Linked DNA regions of Homo sapiens: all the other regions are linked to region 1. A link is a loop called in an ENCODE intact Hi-C map of the cell type or tissue named here. Cell type or tissue: mammary epithelial cell. All regions are shown on one strand.

The links. Peaks named below come from ENCODE experiments on the same cell type or tissue, not always from the same donor. Only the 100,000 strongest peaks of a DNase experiment are listed, where the experiment ranks them.
Region 2: a loop joins it to region 1, with 10 times the contacts of the local background. A loop is called at or near these places in 2 of 110 quality-filtered maps.
Region 3: a loop joins it to region 1, with 17 times the contacts of the local background. A loop is called at or near these places in 2 of 110 quality-filtered maps.
Region 4: a loop joins it to region 1, with 23 times the contacts of the local background. A loop is called at or near these places in 55 of 110 quality-filtered maps.

What each region holds. Positions count from the first base shown.
Region 1 is chrX:23,899,162-23,904,161 of GRCh38, forward strand. All of the region lies in intron 1 of APOO (apolipoprotein O), which reads right to left. Among named protein-coding and RNA genes, the nearest start is that of APOO, 6.3 kb to the right of the region's middle. In mammary epithelial cell, CTCF peaks have their summits at 2,866 (motif pointing left) and 3,490 (motif pointing left); DNase peaks (open chromatin) are centred at 1,420, 2,070, 2,850 and 3,480; H3K27ac peaks cover 2,807 bases.
Region 2 is chrX:22,746,347-22,751,346 of GRCh38, forward strand. The region is part of intron 3 of PTCHD1-AS (PTCHD1 and PHEX antisense RNA); the gene reads right to left. Among named protein-coding and RNA genes, the nearest start is that of DDX53, 250 kb to the right of the region's middle. In mammary epithelial cell, a CTCF peak has its summit at 2,268 (motif pointing left); no DNase peak of the experiment used is centred here.
Region 3 is chrX:23,613,585-23,618,584 of GRCh38, forward strand. No RefSeq gene overlaps it. Among named protein-coding and RNA genes, the nearest start is that of PRDX4, 51 kb to the right of the region's middle. In mammary epithelial cell, a CTCF peak has its summit at 2,977 (motif pointing left); no DNase peak of the experiment used is centred here; H3K27me3 peaks cover 292 bases.
Region 4 is chrX:23,754,271-23,759,270 of GRCh38, forward strand. All of the region lies in intron 4 of SAT1-DT (SAT1 divergent transcript), which reads right to left. Among named protein-coding and RNA genes, the nearest start is that of ACOT9, 13 kb to the left of the region's middle. In mammary epithelial cell, a CTCF peak has its summit at 2,062 (motif pointing right); no DNase peak of the experiment used is centred here.

The DNA of each region.
Region 1 (5,000 bases):
GCATTGCTTCAAACAGCCAGAAATAGGAAGACAAAGGATAACTGCACTTAAAGTGCCTTTAAAACAATATTCACTTAAAATTCAACTATACTATCCATAATGCATAAAGCTGTATCAGGAAAATATAGCTTAACAATCAAAGTCATAGGCTTTCAGCATACTGAAAACTCTACGACCCTTGCCCTACATTCCTGCTTCTCCAAGTTTTAGTGAACACTGAAAATAAGTTTAAAAACCTACCACATTAAGAAATTGGCACTGATTAAATTTTCTAACAAAACTGGCATGAGGCTATGCAAAAATTAGGAAAAACTCAGCAAAAGTGAAAAATAAATAACTTCCAAATTCTAAAATATAACTTTAGACTAGGATTTTTTTGTCCCTGAAAATATATAAAGTTTCATGCTGTATGAACTAACTGTAAAATTCCACTTAAGCATTATTGGGGAAAATCAACTGATACACTCTTTCAATTCCTTTATTTTAAAGATCTCTTAGTACTTTCTTGTCATATTAAAAATAAGTCTAAACTTTTTGAAACAGATATCTTTGCTATTGAGATTTATTACACACCTAATAACATGCATTTATATATCTAATTTTAAATGTACAATACAAACAAATATGCAAGTTCGTTTCCTAGCCTCTAAGAAGTTCCAGTCTAGCCTAGAAAGGACATGGGTGTGGAACACATATACATATAGATTATAAATTAAACCTTTACGTCATAAAAGTCTACAAATATCAACAGGCCTCATGGGGTAATCAATTCATTTATCATAAATGTCTGGTACATCATCTACTTTTCTCCTCCACTGTGCCTCTAATCTCTCCGTTCTTTTAATGTATCGTTTTACTTCTTCTTTCTCCTCTTCCAGTGTTAGTTACAACTGTGAGGCTATCTGCATTTCAGAAGTAGATAGAAGAATGCTACAGTGTCCTGAGCAGAATTCATTTCCAAATGAGAAGTGAAATAACCCAAGTTAATTCACGTTTTACAGTTGTTAAGTCCAGAGTGCTAACCTGCAAGCATAGATTACTTCAGTGGACAAATGTGATACAAGAGGAACAGAAAACACCTTACATTGATATAGTGCTTTGTAGTTCACGGTTCTTTTCGCATATTATCTCAATTGAATCTCCCAACAATCCTGTGAGATACAGAGGGACATACTACTATCCCCACAGGATCATGATCAGAGGACGCTGAGAGATTAAGAAATCTCAACTGGCCCGGCATGGTGACTCATGCCTGTAATCCCAGCACTTTGGGAGGCCAAGGAGGGCAGATCACTTAAGGTCAGGAGCTCAAGACCAGTCTGGCCAACATGGTGAAACCCCATCTCTAATAAAAATACAAAAACTAGGCCAGGCGTGCTGGTGCATGCCTGTAGTCCCAGCTACTTGGGAGGCTAAGGGAGGAGACCGGCTTGAACCCAGGAGGCGGAGGGTGCGGAGAGCCAAGACTGCGCCAGTGCACTCCAGCCTGGGTGACAGGGCAAGACTCCGGCTCAAAAAAAAAAAAAAAAAAAAAGAAATCTCAACAAGGTCGCTCAGCCAGAAACACAACTAGAACCTGAGGCTGAAAAGATTGCATCCAGAGCTACAGAGCAGTTTTTTCTTCGTCTCTGTGATCCACTGTCTAACTTCTTCGAAAGGTAAGAAAGGAAAAAGAAACAACCAATTGATTCTGCACATAAAAAATGTATTTATGTGAGTAAAAATGTAGTTACTATAATTCCTCAAGAAGAATTCCCTTGAAGATGCTTAAACTGTTAGGGAAAAAAAACCTTCATTATCTTTCCAAATATGTGGCTTTTAAAATAATGCTCAAGTATAAAAGTTACATTACTCTTCCAATTTACAGATGATTTTCCTTTTCCATTTAGCATTGTAATTCTCCGCGCAGTTCTAGTAACATACTAGTAACATGGTAAGAAAATTAATTTCAGGAAGACAGGCAATGTAAGTATTACACTAAGCCACAAAGAATGTGTGAGGTAATAACACCTCATAGTCATGGACATGTTCACTCAGGCTCCTTGGTGTGGTGAGCTCTGAGTACAGGTCATGTTATTTGCCCTTGAGGAAGGAAGTGACACAGACCAGTTTTCACTAGGCCACCTTCTTGCCCTGGAGGCTTCAGTTAGCAGCTGATGATTTCCCAATTTCCAGCCCACGTCTGTGGCAGGAAAAGTCCATACCCTGGGGTTCTACATCAACTGATTTCCCCCTTCCAATGCCCAGATATTTCAGCAAGCCCAACCTGTTCAAAACCAAACCATCACCTCCCCCTCAAACCAAATTCAACCTTCTTCCACTTTCCCACCTCAATGAATAGTTCCCACCTCAATGAATAGATCCCACAGTCAAAAGTCAAAAGCCTGGGCAGAAACCTTAATTTATCCTTCTCCCTCATCTACCACATCCAACTGACTACCAAGTTTTGAAATAAAAAATACTTTTGGAGAGCCCCAAGACCGTGCACCACCGTAACACAGGTAGTTACAAGATGCCATCTTACAAGATGCCAACTAAAAGTAACAGCTCACATTTCTTCAGCCCTTACTTTGGGCCAAGCACTGTTCTAAGCTTTGCGTAGGAATGAATTTAATCCACACAATAATTTGAGGTTGGTAAGCATCTCATCCTTGTTTTACAAATGAGGAAGCAGCTACAGAAAACTTTAGTATCTCTCACAAGGAACACAGTGAAGCCCAAGGTCTTAACACTGTTCTGAACACTCTCACACTTCTGTGTCCTTGCATGTGCTTTTCTTCTCTGTTTGGAAGGCCCTTTCAACCTTGTCTGCCTAGCTCCAAAGATCAGCATAGGCATGTTCTTCTCTATAAAGCCTTCTGATGCCCCCTGCTGTTGCTCTTCCCTCTAAGTCAGTAGATCTCAAGGCTGGCTGCTTGCTCCAAAAACTAGATGCCTAATCCTACCCCTAGAGATTCTTGATGTCATTGGTATAGGTTCTAGACTGGGCATCGGGACTTTTAAAAGCTCCCCAGGTGGCTCTAACATGCAGTCAAGGTTGAGACCCACTGCATCGTTAACGGACCTTTAATGTCTGTGCTGGTAAGTGCATTGTGAGCTTCTGAAATGAAAGTTTCATAATCACCTTGGGGGGCTTTTTCAAAACTAGCAGTTCCTGGACGCCAACTAAAAAGTCAGTCAGAACCATGCGCAGGGGCTTGGAAACTGTCTCCTTGAATAATTCTGATTTGTGGCCAGATTTGGGACCTCTCTCCTAGATAAGAACTGGGTCTTTTCACTTGTACCCACCAGGGTCCAGCATGATGCCCAGCCCATAGTTGGACTAGGATAAAATCTGTGTAATGAAGGAAATCTAATAACGTGAATCTGGGTATATGTATCCAATATTCAAACTTCCTGCAGCAGCACAAGGAAAAGCTGCTTCCTACAATGGAATGCAAATACTGGGCAGCTTTTCAAATGTGTTTTTTAATCCACCAATGCCCCCTAGTGACCTGAAGATGAATAACTATATCAAAACATCGCAGTATATATTTTAAGTACAATGTGTACTTAATATGCACATAACTAGTCAGACACACTGCACTTTTACTACCATTGTACTTTTACTACCAACACCTATACTATTAACTCCTTTGCCCTCCAGTTCTAGTTAACCCAAGCTGTTAACTCCCAAACCCCGATCAATCCTACCGTTTACTCCATCCCCACTCTGCACAAACATACAGGAGTGCTCTCAGCAGAGCCCTCAAAGGGTCTGGCCTATCTTTTTGTTCCTTGGTCAGTGCCTCTCCCAAATCCCACCATGTTCATAAGACCATCCATCTCGAAAACACAAGAACCATTCATCTACCGATTGGCTTCAATTCTTGCTAGTCAAAGGGGACCAACGAAAACTATAGAACTAGTTAAAAAATGGAGAATCTGGCCGGGTGCGGCGGCTCACGTCTGTAATCCCAGCACTTTGGGAGGCTGAGGCGGGTGGATCACAAGGTCAGGAGTTTGAGACCAGCCTGGCCAGCATGGTGAAGCCCCGTCTCTACTAAAGATACAAAAAATTAGCTGGGCATGGTGGCGCGCACCTGTCAATCCCAGCTACTCAGGAGGCTGAGGCAGAGGAATTGCTTGAGCCCGGGAGGCGGAGGTTGCAGTGAGCAGAAACTGCGCCACTGTACTCAAGCCTGCGTGATAGAGCGAGACTCCATCTAGAAAAAAAAAAAAAAATGGAGCATTTGAGGCCGCATCCCAGACCTACTGAATTGGAATCCATTTTAACAAGAGTCACATGCCCATTAAAGTTTGACAAGCACTGGTTCTCAACTACTAGACCTAACATCACCATTTTATGACAAATATTTTCTGACACTCTTCTGGTATCCTGAAATAAAATTCATCACTAAGTTACATGCATAAGTCCAAAAAGTAAATCAGTATACTCTGATGGTAGCATAAAGGTGAATAAAAAGGAAAGATTTATGTGAATTATATTTCAGTATGTAAATGTTCAACACAACTAAAGACATAAAGAACAACCCCATTTTCAGTTATAATTTTTGCAAAGTTAAAAACGAAAAAAGAAAAAAAGAACAACCCCACAAGTTTCCAAAACATACCATTCTGTTGAGTCGTACCATTCTATGGAGAACCACTGGTCTACAATCTCTCGCACCTTTCTTTTCCTTCCATCTCTCGGGTGGGAATATCTCTCCCTTGCACAGCTGAGGTATTCTCTCTAGAATCTTGACTGAACATATCCTTCTAGTTACCAAATTCTCTCTCCTTCCCTTGATAGTCAAGCTTATCAACCATCATAGTGTCCACTTACTTGGCCCTCAGTCACCAACCCAGGTTAATCTACCCTTCACTTCCATCAGTAAACCTAAAGTATAAGGATCATGAAAGCTTTCCAAAGTGCCCAAATCAGTGAACACGACTCATGATATGTAACTAACTCATATCTCATCTAGCTTATATCTCCGTCATGGACATTGTTGGTTGCA
Region 2 (5,000 bases), 1.2 Mb before region 1:
CAACCCATAATGGCTGAGAGTTGGCAGATAAATATTTCATATTACTTTGTTCTCTGATGGAATTATTCTGAAGCACGTTCTACATGGTTGCTCAGAGGGTCCTCAATAGGACTGAGGCCTAGGAGTCCACTGAGATAACCTGCTTATTAAAATTCTTTTAGGGATTTTTCCCTTCTCTGTCTCACTTCCCCTGCCTTCTTGTATGCACTTCTTATAATTAACTACCTGAACCCACTTCTTGTCTCGTGATATACTTTTGGGAGAACCCAAGGTTAGACATAGAATTCCTGGAATTGTTCAGTTCATAATGCACAATTTCCACTTACAATGGCACACTGATGACTACTCTAAAAAAAATGGCCCTGTTCTCTGTAGAAAGAGGAGATACCTACTTTTAAACATCTCTTAAGGGGAAAAGTCTAAAATCAAGGATACATTTCATGGGAGGGTGAGTGTGATCTGTTTAGAATATCAGCATTTAGATTTTAAACTGCATTTGAACATTAGGCCACACTAATGCCCACTAACTTTGGAGGGTCATTTACTTTAAAAGCAACTAGTTGAAAGATTAAGTAATTTAATTTGATAGATGGCTTTGTGCCTGAATGTGCTTTAACACCTTTTGATCCTAATTGCCTATATTGAAGGTGTTAAGTTTGACTTGCTAAATAAAGCCTAGAAGGAGTTAACATTTCATTTGAGTGACCTACAAATGCCCCCCAGCCAAGCCTCTTGGAGTGCTTCTAATGGATGCTAAATTATACAACCCAAGTGATTAGCTATTTTAGATACTGAATTAGTAAGGATGCTAGACCATAAGCTCAATGAAGAAAAGAGCTGTACTTATCTTATTCACCTTTCTACCTTAATATGGTGCCTTGTACTTACTAAGTGTTCAACAAAGTTTTCTTGAATAAATGAACACATGGCAACCTCCATTTAAATGACTTTTATTATTCTCATATGAGTTAAGATGGGAGAAGATTTGGCATTTAAATGGTTGGCAATCTAAGGAGAAAATACTATCACGCATCTATCCTTTATCTTCAGTGTGAAGTTATAAAGTCAGAAAGCTACCCCACTCTTTTCTGGTCCATTTACATATTCATATCTGGGAAGTGAGAAGCAAGAGAAAGTTGAAAGACTGCAAGATGTAAGAGTGATCCCTAAAAGAAACACTTCACCCATACAAATACTTGCTTAAACTCACTATAGTCTGTTCTTTCAGAAGAATCCGCGTGAAGGAATCATGGGACTTCAGGTCAGAATGAATTTTGTAGGATATTCTTTATGCTATGCTAGGGGAAAAAGGGAGTTTAGACAGTATCAACTTCATACTCGCAGCAAGTAAGCAACAGCTAATCAATCACTAGAGATCATCATCTTTTCTTGGGGTGAACACATATTATCTTATTGGTTTACAAGTGGTGTACCTCGGTTAATTTTAGATTTGAGGTCAGTCTCAACGTAGCGATGACTTAGCAAAGTGCAAAATAATAAAAACCTAGCAACGTGGACATGTTTTGCATAATCATTGAATTTCTATAGGACTCAGGATTCTCCCAGATTGTATATCAGTCCTGACTTGGTCTTGTTAATTTTTGATATCCACCCTCCATCCAAATCTCATTCCATTAGACTCGGAAATGTTGAAATGTTGTCTGCTAATATCTGGGTAATCATTCTTCTGTGCTATATAAGACTGTCAGAATTTGTATTTTTGCTGTGATGCTTGCTATTCCCAGTTCACAGAAACCTAAAGTGTTATCATCAACATCTGACAGTATGAACTTCAGGGTTTGTTAGAAAAACCACTTAAGTGTGTGAGATAAGGAAAAGGAGAAACAAGGGCTTTGACTTGGCTGTGTATAGATAGTGAAGGAAAACTCCATAAATGGAAGATCCAATCATTTTGGAATTTTACTTGAAGAGAAATTACAAAACGTCAGCAATTTTAAAGCCTCAATTCCTGACGCCTTCTATCCAGTTCAATCAATAAAGCTATGCTTTAACTGGAGCTCAGGACATCCTGGGAATATCCAGATTGTCTCTCTGATTCTCTGCCACTGCTCTGTGAATAAGAACTGCCAAAGATTTCTTACATCGTTAGCACTCACTGGCCCACTCTGACTTGCTCTTCTGGCTCTTTACGAATGTATATGCTTTGCCTGAAATTGGAAAGCACTTGCTCTTAATTTTCTCTGCATTAAGCAAGTGTTTCCCTGGCAGATGCAGTTTGCGCAGGCATATTTTTAAGCGCTCCCCCTGCTGGCAAGTCTGTGTAAACAGTTTGTTGGCCTCTCTAGGCCCTGGCTACTATTAAAGCCACTTCACCTGTCAGCTTAGGAGAGCTGTCTGTGATTCCATAAGGCCCCAGTTAGGCACTCACATTTACAGAAGGACAGGAGCAGCAATTTAGCCTTTAACTATTAGCTTGCCATAACAGATTGCATTATCAACAGCCGCTCCAACACTCAGAATGATAAGATGCAACCTGGGTTCATTTCAGGGGATGCTGAGGGCCTGCTGAACATGCCAACTTTGCCTTATAGGAGATAAAAAGCTTCTCCTTCAGTATCTGTACTTAACAAGGTTGACCATCTTGCTTTTGTCTGCTTTATCTCACATACTTTTCTTATTTAATAAGCAAATGTGATGTTAATAGGTATTAACATTGGCAACATTTTCAGTTTTTCTTAAGTGGTTTTAAAAAGGATCACAGAAAAAGGACAAAGTCTAAAGGTTGTGTACTAGAACACAAGTAGGCATGCTTTGCATGATAATTAAATTTCTATAGGACTCAGTATCTTCCCGATATGTAGGAGATAAGTCTGAGGTATTTTTAGAAAAAACAGGCTGGGCACAGTGGTTCACGCCTGTAATCACAGCACTTTGGGAGGCCAAGGCGGGTGGATCACAAGATCAGGAGTTCGAGACCAGCCTGGCCAACATAGTGAAACCCCCGTCTCTACTAAAAATACAAAAATTCGCTGGGCGTGGTGGTGCACACCTGTAATCCCAGCTACTCAGGAGGCTGAGGCAGGAGAATCACTTGAACCCAGGAGGCGGAGATTGCAGTGAGCCGAGATCTCGCCATTGCAGTCCAGCCCGGGTGACAATGTGAGACTCCATCTCAAAAAAAAAAAAAAAGGAAAAAGAAGAAACATTTAAAAATCTGAGGCTGATGGAATAAAATATTTATTTCGAAAGGGGGCAAAATGTTGCCAGTAATTAATAACATGGGTTCTCCAGAGTATTACTAAACATTGCAAATTTGAATGGTTTGACTTTGTTTCATAATCCTTTGCTGAATAAACAAATTTATGTATATTTATATAAGAAGGCTTACTCCTCATTCATGGATTCATAAAAGGAAGTACATAGTCTTAACTGTAATAATCATTTGAAGGCCACAGGGATGGAAATCAGCAGACCTGTGTTTATGTTCTGTCCTAAACTATTTTTTGTCTTTTTCTAAAGCCACTTAGTGGGCCTCGTTACCCATATGTAACAGGCAAAGATGGTAAATCCTAAGGCCTTTGGCAACTCTATAGTTTGGTGATTATATAATTACTATAGAATAAAAAAAAAAAAGTAGTTTGTAAAAGCACTGCTTCTACTCTGTCTTCAGTCAGATTCCCTGAAAGGAGAGCCTGAGATAAGGATTTTTTTGTAAGTTATTTCCTGAGGGTTTTCGGGAGAAACCTGTCAGGAAGTGGGTTTAGAAAGACAGGGCAGGGGAAAGAGCCGAGCAAAGATAAGATTTTAGAAGACTAGCCTTAGCCTGATCCCACAGGGAGCTCTGGAGCATCAACTGTATCACTGTTTTTCCCACGTTAAAGAAAGCAAGCAAGGTGGGCTTTTGTATCTCCATATTGATAAGACTTTTGCCAAGGAGCACACTGGGAAATGGAGGCAGAGCTTCCCAGACTTTTGTGAATGGGGCAATCCTCTGGAGAAGTGAATGTGAACTGTTAGCATTCAGCACCACAGAAGCTAGGGGGTAGGTGGCCTGGCCTGATAAAGGGAATCTGGATGAGGCACCCATAGCATCTGTTGAATACTATTTCTTCTTTTCTCAATCTAACTTAAATGTCAAATAGTATTACCAGGTTACAAAACATTCATATTATTTATCTCACTGGACCTTATAATTTTTCACACAGTAGGCATTTGATAGATAAAAGTTAAAAGAACTGCTTATTGTGTTTTACAAAAAAGGAGAAGCTCTTATATAGTTGGAAATTACTTTTGTTACTATTTAATTTAGATAATATATTGTAGGAAATGGTTATTCGATGAGAAAGCAGAAAATGGAACTCAACAATTAAGGCTTCCTGGAAAAAAAAGTTCTCTATTCTTTAGCGGAGAATGAAGATTTAACATTAAGAATGGCCTGTCCTCACAAGTAAAATTGAAGTTAAAGTAACCTCGAATTTTTTTAAATTTCTATCAAGTGATCTTGTTCCAGGAATTAATATTACACTTAGACTTGATGATTACCAGGTAAAGAACATTCATTAGAACTTTAACAAAAAAAAAAAAAAACAAAAAAAAAAAAACAGAGTATAATTAAGGCTGATAATCATTTGTTTTTGTTTAAAAAATACAAGTCTGCCCACAGTGGTAGAGATTTCTACCTATAAAATGTTCCCCTGAAACAGACTACTTCTTGAAATATGAATTAGGGGTTTAATTCTTGTATTAGTCTGTTTTGCATTGCTATAAAGGAATATCTGAGGCTGGGTAATTTATAAAGAAAACAGATTTACTTGGCTCACAGTTCTGTGGGCTGTACAAAAAGCATGGTGCCAGCATCTGCTTCTGGTCAGGACCTCAGGAAGATTTTACTCTCAGTGGAAAGTGAAGAGGGAGCAGGAGTGGCACATGGAGAGAGAGGGAGCAAGAAAGGGGAGGGAGGTGCCAGATTCTTTTTAAGAACCAGCATTCCTGTGAACTAATAGAATGGGAAGTCACTCGTTACTGCATCAAGTCATTCA
Region 3 (5,000 bases), 290 kb before region 1:
GCGACACAATGAGATTCCATCTCAAAAAAAAAAGAAGACATACCAAAGACTGGGCAATTTACAAAAGAGGTTTACTTGGACTTAAACCTCTTTTGTAAATTGTTCCATGTGGCTGGGAAAGTTCCACATGGCTGGGGAAGCCACGTAAATTTTGTAAATTGTTCCGCGTGGTTGAGGCAGTTCCAAGTGGCTGGAAAGCCTCATAATCGTGGTGGAAGGCAAGGAGGAGCAAGTCCCGTCTTACATAGGTGGCAGCAGGCAAAGAGAGAGCTTGTGCAGGGAGACTTCCGTTTTTCAAAACCATCAGATCTTGTGAGACTTATACACTATCATGAGAACAGCACAGGAAAGATCTGTCCCCATGATTCAATTACCTCCCACCAGGTCCATCCCACAACATGTGGGAATTCAAGATGAGATTTGGGTGGGGTACACAGCCAAACCATATCACAAAACTACAATGAGAGATTATCTTATCCCAGTCGGAGTGGCCATTAATAAAAAGACACATACAAAAAAACAGATGTTGGCAAAGATGCAGAGAAAATGGAACACTTATATGCTTTTGGTGGGAATGTAAACTAGTACAGCCACTGTGGAAAACAGTATGCAGATTTCTCAAAAAAACTAATGATAGAATTACCATTTAATCCAACAATCCCACTACTGCATATCTACCCAAAGGAAAAGAAATCAATGTATCAAAGAGATACGTGTACATACCTGTATGTGCATGTTTATCGTAGCACTATCCAATAGCAAAGATATGGAATCACCTTAAGTGTCCACCGGTGGATAAACTGATAAATAAAATGTGTTATATATACACAATGGAATATTATTCAGTCATTAAAAAATTAAATTATGTCATTTGTAGCAACACGGATGGAACTAGAGGTCATTATCTTAAGTGAAATAAGCCAGGGGAAAAAAGCCAAATATCACATGTTCTCATTTACATGTGGGAGCTAAAAAATTTGAATACATGGAGGTATAGAGTGGAAAAATAGATAACAGAGACTAAGAAGGATGAATGGAGGGAAGAGAGGAGGATGAAGAGAATTGGGTTAAAGGGTACAAACATACAATAAGATGGAAGGAGGCCAGGTGCAGTGGCTCACACCTGTAATCCCAGCACTTTGGGAGGCCGAAGCAGTCAGATCACAAGGTCAGGAGTTTGAGACCAGCCTGGCCAATATGGTGAAAACCCGTCTCTACTAAAAATACAAAATTGGCCAGGTGTGGTGGCGCATGCCTGTAATCTCAGCTACTCGGGAGGCTGAGGCAGGAGAATTGCTTGAACCCGGGAGGCCGAGGTTGCAGTGAGCCAAGTCGCGCCATTGCACTCCAGCCTGGGCTACAAAGCGAGACTCCACCTCAAAAAAAAAAAAAAAAAAGATAGAAGGAATAAATTCAGTGCTTGGTAGCAAAGTAGGATAACTATACTTTACAAAATGTATTGTACTTGAGTGATGGACACCTTAAATACCCTGACTTTATTAGTATGCATAATATATAATGGTTAAATTTCCCATGTATCCCATAAATTTGCACAAATTTAAAAAGAGTAGTGACTGAAGATTCAGTTAGTCAGACACCTTCTTAAACATCTGCATTGAACAGGATGTTGAAAGCAACATATCCTGTCATGCAAGAGATATGACAAAGATCCAAAGGGTGAATCATTAAATGCCCAGTATAACTATATTGTACATTGAGGAGACAGGCCATCTTGCAAAGAAAAAGACCATAACTGGTTCTGCTGGCATTATCTTATGGCCAAAGGTTAAAAAAAAAAAAGTTTCATTGGAAAGAATATAAAATGTTTAAGTGATAATTGTCAATGTGGTATGCATATTCTCTACCATCATGAATCTGGTTCTCATCATGAGTCTGGTTCTCCCTTCTTCCAAAAATACATAATCAAACATTCTAATTAAATGGAAGGTAACCTTCTAGCAAATTACCAGAAGGAACTCAAGCCCAATCTGACTTTCTTAACCAGGTGTTCCACTGGGAGCTGATCATTAGTAGTCTATACCTCTTTTTCAATATATTATTTAAGAATCCAAGCCATCTTTCAATAGTACCTGCTACCTATTATACAGGGCATAAATGGTCCAGCAGACATCCCAGGTAGCTTCCCAAGATGAGTACTTTTTTCCTGTAAACCTGGTATCACTGTCAGTGAATCCAAACATGAAGCAAAGTCTAAGAGTATTCTTTTTTCTTCACCCCCTCAAGCATTTATTCTTTCAGTTACAAACAATCCAAAGAAAAGAGGCTTGAAGATTTCTCAAAGAACTTAAAACAGGGCTACCATTTGACCCAGCAATCCAATTACTGGGTATATATCCAAAGGAAAATAAATCATTCTACTAAAAAGACAAGGGCACTTGCATGATCATCACAGCACTATTCACAACAGCAAAAACATGGAATCAACCTCTGTGCCCATCAACAGTAGACTGGAAAAAGAAAATGTGGTATACATACACATGGAATACTATGCAGCCATAAAAAATAACAAAATCATGTCTTTTGCAACAACATGGATGTAGCTGGAGGCCATTATCCTAAGTGAATTAACGTAGAAATGGAAACCCAAATACCACATGTTCTCACTTATAATTGGGAGCTAAACATTGGGTATACACGGACATAAAGATGACAACAATAGACAATGGGGACTATTAGAAGTAGGGAAGCAGGGCAAGGGTTTAAAAACTAATTATTGGGTACCATGCTCACTACCTGGGTGACAGGATCAATCATACCTCAAACCTCGGCATCACGCAATATATCCATGTAAGAAACCTGCACATGTACCCCCTAAATCTAAAATAAAAGTTAAAATTATATTTTAAAAATAAAATAAATAAAGTTGTATTTTTTTTTTAAGAGGGGTTCTTTTAAGAAAAGGGAGCACACAACGGAGGGATACATTACAAAATCCTAGGGACTAGGATCCCTCTTGTGGCCACTCAGAGTAAAGGCACGTTCCTGAAAGCCTGCACTAATAAATAAGATGTTGAATACATACCCTCTCAGGAAAGAAACTCGGCAGAAGCTCTGTTATGGATTGAATTATGTACCCCCTACCAAAAAGAAGAAGCTCATATGTTCATCCTTAGCAACCAGTTCCTCAGAATGTATCCTTATTTGGAGAAAGGGTTTTAAAGATGTAGTCAAGTTAAAATGAGGTCACTAAAGTAGCCCTAATCCAACATGACCAGTGTCCTTATAAGAAGAATCAATCTGGACACAGGCACATATATATGGAAAACACATGTGAACATATAGACAGTCAACTACAAGCCAAGGAAAGAGGCCTGGAACAGATTATTCCCTCACAACCTTCCCTGAATTCCCTTACAACCAATATTGCCAACATTTTCATTGAATTTCAGGGGATTTCTAGGCCTAGATGTGTGAAACAAAAAATTTCTGTTGTTTAAGCCTCCACATTTTGGTACTTTCTTATGGCAACTCTAGAAAATCAATACAGTTTCCAAAGGGCAAGACATATCAAATATTCCCATATTCTTGCCACTGCACTCCAGCCTGGGTAACAATCTGAGACTCTGTCTCAAAAAAAAAAAACTCCTGTATTCTAAAGTGAGCTGCCGACCACCTAGCAAATAAATAGAACGAGTTTCTGCCAGCATTAGCCCATTAAGCCATGTCAGAAATATAAAATAGTTGAGGTAGAAGAGAGAGAAAAAGAATTTTTAGAGTTTTGTCAGTGTGCTGGACATTCTGCCTATATTCATGAGGGAGGGTCAATGGTTTGTGCCCCTTTGCCACAAACCATTGACAAAGAGCTTCAGAAAGCCTGACTGATGCCCATGAAGGTTGAGAGACACAGGAACTAGTGTCTGACTCACACAGTGAAAATCAAGAGGCTGTGGCTGGAGATATTCCTGGAAAGGGGACACTAAGAGTACGACTTGTGAGAGAACAAGCAATTCCACCAATTACAAAAGAAGGATGTTGATTTCCAGGGTCAACATGTCATCCTGGGAAAAAGAGAGGCCTGATAAGTACTTCATAAGGAAGCCACTCAAGAGAACTGCCTGCAGAGGAAGAAAGACCCCAACAGAATTAGAGCTCACAAAGTCCTTGGGATTGAGAAGGACTCTAAGTGATAAGTCACAGTGAAGGCATTGCATGTGGCAGGAATATAAAATCTGAGGTATCTGAAGAAAGGAAAAGTGCTTCCTAACATCATCAGTTCGTGATTTCCTCCATATCTCAGAGCCCCCAGATCATACTATGTCTTTGCCAAATATGCCAGTGTGTGTTCTTCTCCCTAAGTCTTTCCCACTGTGGGGATCTCATCAGGGGAAAGAGAATGAGCAGTCAACTGGGGTGCAGATGCAGAAAGAACATATGCACCTGGGGCTGAAAGATCAGTCCCCAAGATTCATGAATTGAGGTTTTGATTATTATACTGAAATAGGCAGGTTTCTTACAGTTGAAAGTGGCTCAGGACACTTCGCTATGTAAGAATAACCAGAAAAACTATGGGACCCACCTTAGCTTTCTTCCCAAACATGGAAAGAACAGGTCTCTAAGCCAGTTTTCACAGGGAAAAAGAAAAATAATAAACTACTTTCTTTTGACCCAGTTGACATATTTCAACAGGAATTCTAATGAACAAACAGTGATAAAATTCCAATCTGACTATGCTCCAAGGTTTATGATAACCCAGAAGTCATAGTGAGGACCGCAGGAGAGTCATATAGGTGTGTACTAAGGATACCATGAGGCAAGAGATTATGAAACATTATGACTTCTCAGCTATCCACAAACATATATTTCTAGTATTTTATAAGGCCTTCAAAATTATGAAAGAAAACATCTAAATCCCACCATGTCACATTACGATGGAAAAATCGAGTACAAATGCAAAAACTGGTGTCCATCAATCTGCAGGGCTCCCCAGTATAGTGAGTTCCAATTGACATGATTCCAGAAGCTGTGGTAAAATCAAAGGT
Region 4 (5,000 bases), 140 kb before region 1:
GAGTAGTAGTCCTCCAAGGCTGTTTCAGACATGTATTCTGCAAACACGAATGCAGGATGCTGCCATATGCCATTCCACGTGCCTGGGGGAGGATGTCCACCCCAACATTGTAATGAGAAAAAATAACTCCGCTTCTCAGTCCAGACATTGGGTAAATGTTAGCAGATGTGCAGAACAGGTGCATATTATTCCATACCCTCCCACCCCAATCCTCTATTCCACGGTCATCTCAACTCCTTGCCTCCCATGGCACTTGGGAGATTGAGGATTGATCAATCCCTGATTGTTACTGATGTCTGATGCCCAGCCTATAACTGACCTCACTACTTACTTCCCTTCACTTGTGACTAATTATAGAAGCAGTTATATCAAGCAGGGCCAGGGTCAGGACCAGGGTGTGGCAAGTGAGGCATTTGCCTTGAATGCAAATTTGATTTTTCTAATATTCCATTGAAATATTATTTATCTTGATTATTGGGGTTTTCACCCCTTTAAATTCTGCACAGGTGAGTGTCTCACTTGCCTATTCTTAATCTTGGCCCTGATTCATGGTTGGATTGACCAGTGAGATCAAGAGCCAAGAGCTTGGACTAACGAAGAGGTCAGAGTTCATTTTGAGTGATAGCCCTCCTATTCAGCTAGAAGACAGATTTATCTGATTTCCCTTACCCCTCCCACACACAAAGAAATTGTTGGATTTCATCAGAGCAGGGACCATAGGTCCATATATCACCTCCCACCAGAGTGCCAGCCCCTGATGTACCTTTCTGTCCTGTTCCAGGACTTAGATATCTAACTCGTGAACCACTAGGCAAGAAGAAGTCAGAATACAAGAAAAATACTGACAGTTGAAGGCACCAATGTTGGAATCCTCCATTGCTGATGAGTGGGTTAGTCCCAAGGCCTTTTGGTTAAAAGTAATGAATTTTTCAAGTGAAAGGTAATAGGGCTGGTTACATTTGGGTTCAGCAAAGTCATAAAAGAATATCACCAGAAGCAACCCTCACTAGTCGGTTTGTTTTGTTGTTGTTGTTGTTGTTGTTGTTTTGAGACGGAGTTGCGCTCTTGTTGCCCAGGCTGGAGTGGAATGGCACAATCTCGGCTCACTGCAACCTCCGGCTCCTGAGTTCAAGCGATTCTCCTGCTTCGGCCTCCCAAGTAGCTGGGAATTGCAGGCGCCTGCCACCAAGCCCAGCTAATTTTTGTATTTTTAGTAGAGATGGGGTTTTACCATATTGGTCAGGCTGGTCTCGAACTCCTGACCTCAAGTGATCCACACGCCTCAAACTCCCAAAGTGCTGGGATTACAGGTATCAGCCACCATGCGCGCCCAGGCACTAGTTGGTATTTTTAAAAGGGGTTCCTATTGAATTTCTGTATTGTTGTTTAACATAATTAGTAAAAATCTGCCAGGGTAAAAATTACAGGATTGGGCCAGGCACAGTATCTTATGCCTGTAATCCCAGCACTTTGGGGGGCCGAGGTGGGCAGATCACTTGAGGTCAGGAGTTCGAGACCAGCCTGGCCAACAGGATGAAACCCCATCTCTACTAAAAATACAAAACTTAGCTAAGTGTGGTGGCACACGCCTGTAGTCCCAGCTATTTGGGAGGCTGAGGCATGAGAATTGCTTGAACCTGAGAGGTAGAGGTTGCAGTGAGCCGAGATTGTGCCACTGCACTCCAGCCTAGGTGACAGAGCAAGATTCCGTCCAAAAAAAAAAAGTGACCAAATAATAGTATGGATAGTATGGTTTATTGAGCACTAATTCCTTAAATAAGCACTAATCTTATTTAATACTCACAACAACTGTATGAGGTCAGTATTACCATCTTATAGATAAGGAAATTGTGGTTTAGAGACATTAAGTAACTCTCCAAAAAGTCAAATGGCCAGCAATTGATGGCTAGCACACATTTACCAAACATTAGGTTGGTGCAAAAGTAATTGCAGTTTTTGCCACTGAAAGTAATGGCAAAAAAAAAAAAAAAAGGAAGTACTGGCTATTATCAGATGTGTAATTAGTTGTGTCCTTCTCCACCAGAGGGCGCAGTCCTGCACCCGAGACTTGTCACGAAAACCCGATAATGGGGTAGATCTGAAAGTAGGTTCATGACCCCAGTCATTGATAACAGCAGTCACTGGTGGAATCAGGGGACTCTGCAGTCACAGGACTCAAACTTGGAAATGAGACATCATCTAGAAACCTAGATGATCACAGGGCCTCAAATTGTAGTATTCAAGTTCCCCTTTCATGTACATATTCAGCATTTTCCAAGCCTTCAGACAAGATTTCTCCCTTTTGGTTTGTCTCCCCATGGGGACAAATGTATTCTAATTTATTTTTACTCTGGTAAATTATAAAGTAATGAATGACAGATAGTTCTAACTTAATTGACGGGCTCCCCACCATATTGCAAATAAAATGACTTGAAAATTGTCATCTCAGAAGCCTATGTCTGCATTTAATTTTTGTAATCTAGGACTCTTTTCCACCTAAAGCCAATAAATAAGGAAACTGTATTTCCACTTCTTTCCACTGTACTTTGGCAAAAATAGATTCTGGACTTCTTACTACTATTTCATTGTGCCCTTTCAGGTGGATGTGAGTCTGTGTCATTTATTGGTTACATCCTTACACATGTATCATTCTTACCCATCTCTTAGTCCCGTCTACCATGGAAACAGTAGGTGATGACAGGATGGTAATAAGCATGAAATTCAAAACCAGAAAGGTGAGCTGATGCTGGAGCTACAGGGTCTTTACTATCTGCAACTGGAGTGGACCATTTCTGCTGTCTTGTCCTTGATATGACACTGACATGAAGATACAGTAAGACTGAAAGTAAAGATTAGGAAAAACGCTTATCAGGTAAATACTTACAAAAATAAAGCTGTATTGGCTGGGCACGGTGGCTCACTCCTGTAATCCCAGCACTTTGGGAGGCCGAGGCAGGAAGATCACGAGGTCAGGAATTCAAGACCAGCCTGGCCAACATAGTGAAACCCCATCTCTACTAAAAATACAAAAACTTAGTCGGGCGTAGTGGCGGGCGCCTGTAATCCCAGCTACTCAAGAGGCTGAGGCAGGAGAATCGCTGGAACCCGGGAGGCGGAGGTTGCAGTGAGCGGAGATGGCAGCACTACACTCCAGTCTGGGCAACAGTGTGAGACTCCACCTCAATAAATAAATAAATAAATAAATAAATAAATAAATAAAGCTGTATTAATTAGCCAGGGTGATGGTATGCGCCTGTAGTCCCAGCTACTCGGGAGGCTAAGGCAGAGGATCACTTGTGCCCAGGAGATCAAGGCTGCAGTGAGCTGTGATCACACCACTGCACTCCAGCCTGGGTGACAGAGCAAGACCCTTTCTCAAAAAAATAAATAAATAAATAAACAATAACATATAAAATTTAAAAATATAAAACTGGCTGGGCGCGGTGGCTCACGCCTGTAATCCCAGCACTTTAGGAGGCCAAGATGAGATCACCTGAGGTCAGGAGTTCAAGACCAGCCTGGCCAACATGGTGAAACCCCATCTCTACTAAAAATACAAAATAAGCCAGGCATGGTGGCATGTGCCTGTAATCTCAGCTACTTGAGAGGCTGAGGCAGGAGAATCGCTTGAACCAGGGAGGTGGAGGTTGCAGTGAGCTGAGATCGTGCCATTGCACTCCAGCCAGGGCAAAAAGAGCAAAACTCCATCTCAAAAAAAAAAATACATAAATAAAATAGAACAAAATAAATAAAAAATAAATAATATAAAAAACCACTCTAAAGATAAAGAGGCACAAACATGATAAAAGGAAAAATTCACCATGAAAATATTAGTATAAAAACTTTGAACTTGCTTGTACCCAATAACATAGTCTCAGTTAAAAATGCATTGATAAATTTGACTTTTTTTTTTTGAGACAGGGTCTCACTCTATTGCCCAGGTTGGAGTGCAGTGGCACTATCACAGCTCACTGCATCCTCAACTTACTGGACTCAAGGAATCCTCCCACCTCAGCCTGCTGAGTAGCTGGGACCACATGTGTGCACCACCGTGCCCAACTAATTTTTTTAATTTTTAGTAGAGATAGGATCTGCCATGTTGCCCAGGCTGGTCTCAAACTCCTGGACTCAAGGGATCCTCCCACCTCGGCCTTCCAAGTGCTGCGATTACAGGCATGAGCCACTGCACCTGGCCAAACTTGACTACTTTAAATTGAAAGACTTCCATGTGACCAAAGACACTATTGACAAAAAAGTATCCTAGCCACAGATTCAGTACATGTCTGTAACAAAAATAGCAAAAGGGGAGGGATTAGAATAATGAATTATATAAAAGGGCTACTACAAATGCATAAGAAAAAGAAAAACAAGTCAATCAAAAATGGACAAAAGTCAGCCCAGCATGGTGGCTCACATCTGTAATCCCAGCACTTTGGGAGGCCAAAGCAGGCAGATCACCTGAGCTCAGGAGTTCAAGACGAGCCTGGTCAACTTGGTGAAACCCCATCTCTACTAAAAATACAAAAAAATTAGCCAGGCGTGGTGGCGGGTGCCTGTAATCCCAGCTACTGGGGAGGCTGAGGCAGGAGAATCACTTGAACCCGGGAGGCAGAGGTCGCAGGGAGCTGAGATCACGCCACTACACTCCAGCCTGGGCAACAGAGGAAGACTGTCTCAAAGAAAAAAAGGACAAAAGTTATAAGTTAGCATTTTACAGAAGAAGAAAAATATATGGCCAATAAACATATGAAAAGATCACTATCACATTAATCAAATTTAAACCATGATAAGATGCCATTTCATACCCATCAGATAAGCAAAACCAAAAGGTCTGAAAATATCAACTGTTGGTGATAACAAAGAGCACCAAGAATTCTCATTCACTGCTAGTACAGGTTGTAAATTGGTATGATCACTTTGGAGAGCAAGTTAGCACCATTTCACAAAGTTGAATACGTGTATACCCTGTGACCCAGCACTCCAGTCTTAGGTAAATACCC